Regions from separate parts of the Homo sapiens genome. Here region 1 is linked to region 2. Evidence: chromatin contacts called from ENCODE Hi-C data. All regions are on one chromosome and are shown on one strand. The core of a region is the stretch at or near the end of the contact, and the rest is flanking DNA. Distances in the headings are between cores, read along the strand shown.

What was found. Hi-C counts contacts between places; a loop is a spot of excess contacts on that map. Pooled maps may share reads with other maps.
Region 1: a loop to region 2 is called in a pooled map, with 4 times the contacts of the local background. The contact joins two enhancer-like sites. A Hi-C loop is called at or near these places in 2 of 168 maps with a recorded cell type or tissue (Caco-2 and posterior vena cava) and 7 of 50 pooled maps.

Annotation. Positions count from the first base shown.
Region 1 is chr3:41,116,287-41,118,986 of GRCh38, forward strand. No RefSeq gene overlaps it. Among named protein-coding and RNA genes, the nearest start is that of CTNNB1, 82 kb to the right of the region's middle. RefSeq lists an enhancer at 1,267-1,396. Within about 2 kb of position 1,270, at least 13 of the 41 ENCODE cell types and tissues checked have a DNase peak (open chromatin) inside an H3K27ac peak, as active enhancers do.
Region 2 is chr3:41,158,596-41,161,313 of GRCh38, forward strand. No RefSeq gene overlaps it. Among named protein-coding and RNA genes, the nearest start is that of CTNNB1, 40 kb to the right of the region's middle. Within about 2 kb of position 1,361, at least 6 of the 41 ENCODE cell types and tissues checked have a DNase peak (open chromatin) inside an H3K27ac peak, as active enhancers do.

The DNA.
Region 1 (2,700 bases), core at 20-2,519, 42 kb before region 2:
CACTTTCTACTGTCCCATTACTTGAGTCACAATATTTCAATGCATGCAAAAGTATATATAGGTATTTATCCAAATAGGTAGCTATCTCAGGTGGGTAGGCATATAGGAATTGTGAATTTAGTTTCATTTTTTTCATTTCTTAGGATTTAGAGTCTATTTATGTGATATTTGAGGATCCTGCTTCCATGGACTGACATTCTTGCAAGCCCAAGCACAGAGCTGACTCTGCCAGCATCTTTTCCAGTTCTACCCCACCTATGAGAACCCTAAGAGTTAGGGACCACACAGGACAGATCAACCCTCTTTGTGATCCTGGCTGTGCCACTTATCACATTCAGCCTGTTTCCTCCTCTGGAAAAGAAAAATAGCAGGACGTCCCTTGCAAGGTATTTTTGAGGACTAATTGATAAGTGCAAACAATTTCTGAATGTTTATAGTCTTAGTTTGAAGGAATAAAACTTAAGTGGAGTTAAAGATAAAGGGCAAAAAGACCAATGAGAGAAAAGGGGCTAGAGACCATGTGGGGATTTAGTGGATTTAGTGCTGCTTGGAGGAAAGCCCCTGGGCAAAACAAGATTAACTTCTACAATCTTCTCCAGATTCTGAGAATGCACCAGATCACGGAGCCTAAGACCAATGTCTTGGTATTTGGCCTACACCTTACCACACAATCGTGCATTAAAAGCATAGCTCAGGGTCAACAGGACCCCCTGGTTTCCTGTGTGTCAGTCTGGCCTTCCCAGTCAGAACACAAGCTCCTTGTCTCACACGGGGCGTCTCTGTGTGCCCCGCAGCCCTGGGTGCAGAGCAGACCCTCAATAAATATTTGCAGATTGTCTGCTGGGAACGAGGCCTGACTTACTCCAGCTGCATCACAGACCTTCTGCCACCTCTGGGGCCCGTGGCTGCCTTTCAGACCTCAATGATACAGACGAAATGTGATTGCTACCAACTGTGGATAAAATAACCGTTTCCTTATACTCCAAGGGGAGAAAAAGCCAAGGTAGAGGCCTGGAAGGCTGTGGTGGCCACTGCAACAGGGCCCATGTGAATATCACAGACCTTCCATTTCTGTGACATAGGGAAAGGTCAGGTGAATGCTGACTTTTCTGGCTGGCTGGGGCATTACCAGGGCAGTGCAGCAGGGCCCATAGGAGAAAAAAATGGATGGGAGGACAGGAAGTCACCAAAGAGCCCTGCATTCTGCAATGATGTGGCGCTCTGACCACGCCCAGCCGCCCAGCAGCTCCAGCGAGGAAACAACTTCCTTTTGTGGTCTGACCCTGGCTGGCCGCCAGGGCTTCAACAAGAGCCTTGTGATGTGCACTTTTGAAATGTGTTGGTGGTGCGGAATGGCATGTCTAACTCGTGTTTAGTGCCCTTCAGCGTTTACGTCTCTTTCCCACGCCCACTGACGCAGACTGGCTGCATGTGGGGAGCTGGGGTAGTCGGCCAACCCAATGCCTGACCTTGTGGCCGGGGCACTTGAGACACGCTTCCTTTTCCCCTAAACCTGGCCTCAGTCAGGCCAAGGGTACGGCTCCCTGAAAGGACAAAGAAAAGAGAAAAGGAAGCCTGACTGATACTAGCTGCCAGACAGGCATTATGTTGTTTTTAATCTTCATGACAATTCTGTGGGGTTTTATGGCCTCCCTTTTACAGATGGGGAAACTGAGGTTCAGAGAAGTTAAATCTTTTTCTCAGGGTAAACACAATTAGAGCATGGGGAGCAGGGACTCCACCCTAGCCTGTCTCCTCCAATGATCAGACTCTTTCCAGACACCACAACTCCTCTCTTAAGACCCCAGGGTCACTCTCCTTGGGGTCAGAGGCAGCCACACTCCATGTTTCTATTGCCTGCATCCACGTCACAGATCAGAGTTTGAGAAGGGTCAGAGTCAGCCAGGTCAGTTCTCTCCATGCCCATACTTTGCTTTAAAGGCTTTTCACTCGATTTGGGTTGTTAATTCTCAAAGTATGTCCGTCAACGTGCAAAAGTTACTGTGCATATTCTTTTCCCACTGTTTTCTTGTTTTTCTGTTGTTTGTTACCTAAGGTAGCTCCTGCCAGTCTCTGTGTGTACTAGGCAATTCGTGCATTGCTATAAAGAAATACCTGAGACTGGGTAATTTATAAAGAAAAGAGGTTTAATTGATTCACAGTTCTGCAGGCTGTCCAGGAAGCATGGCAGCATCTGCTTCTGAGGAGGCTGAGGAGGCTTTTACTCATGGCAGAAGGCAAAGCAAGAGCAGGCACGTCACATGGTGAGAGCAGGAGCAAGAGAGAGAGAGTGCTAGGGGAGAGGTCCCACATACTTTTAAACAACCACATCTCACAAGAGCTCACCACTATCGTAAAGACTACACCAAGCCATGAGAGATCCGCCCCCGTGACCCAAACACCTCCCACTAGCCCCACCTCCAGCACTGGGGATTATAATTCAACATGAGATTTGGGTGGAGACAAATATCCAAACTACATCACTGTGGAAACACCAGCAAGTTGTCTGAGTGGTCTCTAGGAAACCCAAACCCCAACCAGTGGATGATAAATAGCCCCTCGTTTGTGAAGTGCTAACACCTTGGTGACACAGCCCTTCACGTCCCCTCCACTCACGTGATCTGGGAGGAGCTGCTCCAACCACACAGCCCCTGCCTTGGGCTAGTGCCCTCAGGAGATTAGAGTTCGAAGGCACATTGT
Region 2 (2,718 bases), core at 111-2,610:
CTGGGTGAGGTCAAGGAAGGGAAGGAGAAAACCCGCTCGCTTGTAGTTGGAGTCACAGGAAACCAACTGCAAGGCTCCCGCTGTGTAAGGGGATTGGGGGGATGGGCAGAGCAGGAGGATGAGTGATCAGCCTGGACAAACCTCAATCTGAGAAGAAATGTGTATTTAAAGCCTATACTCAGCCTCAGGACCTGCCCAGAAAAAGCAGCCTACATATATATAGAGAGAGAGAGAGAGTCAGGTCACACAATTCTACCACTGGACAGAGGAGAACACCAAGAAACCGAGCAGAGTCAGCACTTGCCAAGATAAAAGAGCCAAGTAACAGGCATAACTGAGCCTCAAACCCTAGCTTGCTACCCCAGAGTCCTTGCTTTTTCCTGGAGAGGCAGAGATGGGAGAGTCTACAACCCATGACTGTTGGCTTCCACTCAACTTTGGGTGATTAATCCACCCACATTATTTACTGAGCACCTATTATATTCTAGCACCTGTCTAGGTAGGCGGTAGTGGGGGAGGCAAATTCCCACACTTGAAAAATCCCCAGAATGAGAGTGATATGATTTGTGGCATCCATAAAGTTGTGCAACTCACCTGAGTGAATCAGAGTCTAAAGCACTGGAAGCCTTTGTGGGAGGAAGTGGCCTCTTCAGCCTGCCCTCCCAGAGGCACAGGCTCTGCTCCTGAAGTCCTGCCTCTTGAGATGGAAGCTTTTACTTGTCCTAAGCAGGCAGGAGTCCTGAGAACCAGGTCTTTACAAGAAGGAAAGGAAGTACTCCTTGATTGAACACCTATGATGAGCTAGGCCCTGTACTAAAACCTATACACTATGTGCTTTGATCCTCAAAACAATTTTCTACAGATTAAGAGACTGAGGCTTCAAAGAGAGGATTGTGAGAACTGATTTCTAGGGCATCTGCTGCAAAGCACCCCCAGCCCTGTACTGCTTACTTATATTCAGGGATCCCAAACCACACTTTCCACAGCAACTGGTCAATGGCCACTTATAGTTTGTCCATATTGGACAGCACAGATTTTACAGAACATTTCCATCATCACAGACAGTTCTATTAAACAACACTGAACTAAACCATGAGAGTTGGCAGCTCGTAAAAGCACTTTCCACCACCCTGTATTTTTAATCCACCTTCCACTCTCACTTTCTCCAAAAGTGGCCATGCAGTAGGGGATGTTGTAGGTGCTCAATAAATATTTCCTGAATGGATAAGGAAGATGTGGCCTGAAGATAAGAAGGAAGTGGAAGGAGGCAGAGTTGGAAGTGGGCCTGATTTATTCAAGAAATGTTTGGTAGCTGATTGAGAGCTTGAGCAGACCGAGAAGTCCTTTCTCTGATGTCACCCAACCCCACCCATGAAAACACAGAAATGAATGGTGACATAATTTATGGGAGCAATAAAAGTCATACCTACCCATTACCTCTTCAAATGACTCATGTCTGTATGTGCTCACAGTGAATGTTTTAAACAGACCAGAACAGTGGTTAGTGCCCATGAGGACAAGTGTCTCTTTAAAATAAAAATTTTTAGTCCTACTCAAGTCAGAACTTGAGAACTCGGATCCTGGAGTTCCTGTAACCCAGTTCCTTTATGGTTCATGTGGAAAAACTGAGGCCCCATCCTAGTGACTGGCTCATGGTCACACAGCCAGTTGGAAGCAGTATTGTTCTCCAGCCCACTTGCCACCTAGAATACAGGCTAAAATGAGAGCAGATGATCTTTGTCAGAGCAGGTGGACCAAGGAACGGGAAGATTGGGTGCCCAGCGAGCCAAGGGTGAGATCAAGATAATAAGGAAACCAGGAACAAAATAAAACAATAGGTTGGGAACAACCCCAGAGCAATAGAGTCAACCAGGGGTACATTAAGAAGGGGGAAGATACTGTGGTCTGAATGTTTGTGTCCTTCCAATATTTATATGTTGAAACCTAATTACCAAGGTAATGGTATTAGGAAGTGGGGCATTTGGGAGGTGATTAGTTCACAAGGACAGAGCCTTCAGGAATGAGATCAGTGCCTTTATAAAAGAGGCCTCAGAAAGCTAGCTAGCCCCTTCCACCATGTGAGAACACAATAAAAAGGCACCATCTATGAACCAGGAAGCAGGCCCTCATCAGACACCAAATTTGCCAGCACCTTGATCTTGGGCTTCCCAGTCTCCAGAACTGTGAAGAATAGATTTTTGTTGTTTGTAAGTCACCTGGTTCATGGTATTTTGTTACAGCAGCCCAAATACACTAAGACAGAAGACAATTAGAAAAAAAGTCTAGTCTGACAGCAAGTGGTGGCAAGGATGATGGAAATGAGCATTGTTGTATACTACTGGTGGGACTGTGCATTGGTAGGACCCTCAGAGGGCAATTTCGCTGGTAGAATTTAATATGTGCATCCCTATGACCAGTAATCCCACTACTTCTTAGGAGAAATGCTTGCACATGTGTACTCAGACACATGTACAGGGCTATTCATTGCAGCTTTGTCTGTGATCATGAGCAACTAAAAACAACTCAAGTGTCCAGTTGTGGGAATGGATACATAAAATACACTATACCCACAAAATGGAATACTATGATGCAATGCAACAGAGTGTAGAGGATCCATCCAGGGCCACCACAGTACATATCTTTCTATGAATTAAAATAAGATGATCCCCTCTGGGTGAACGAATTCCAGAAAGGCATCCCTTCCTCTGGGCTAATCTA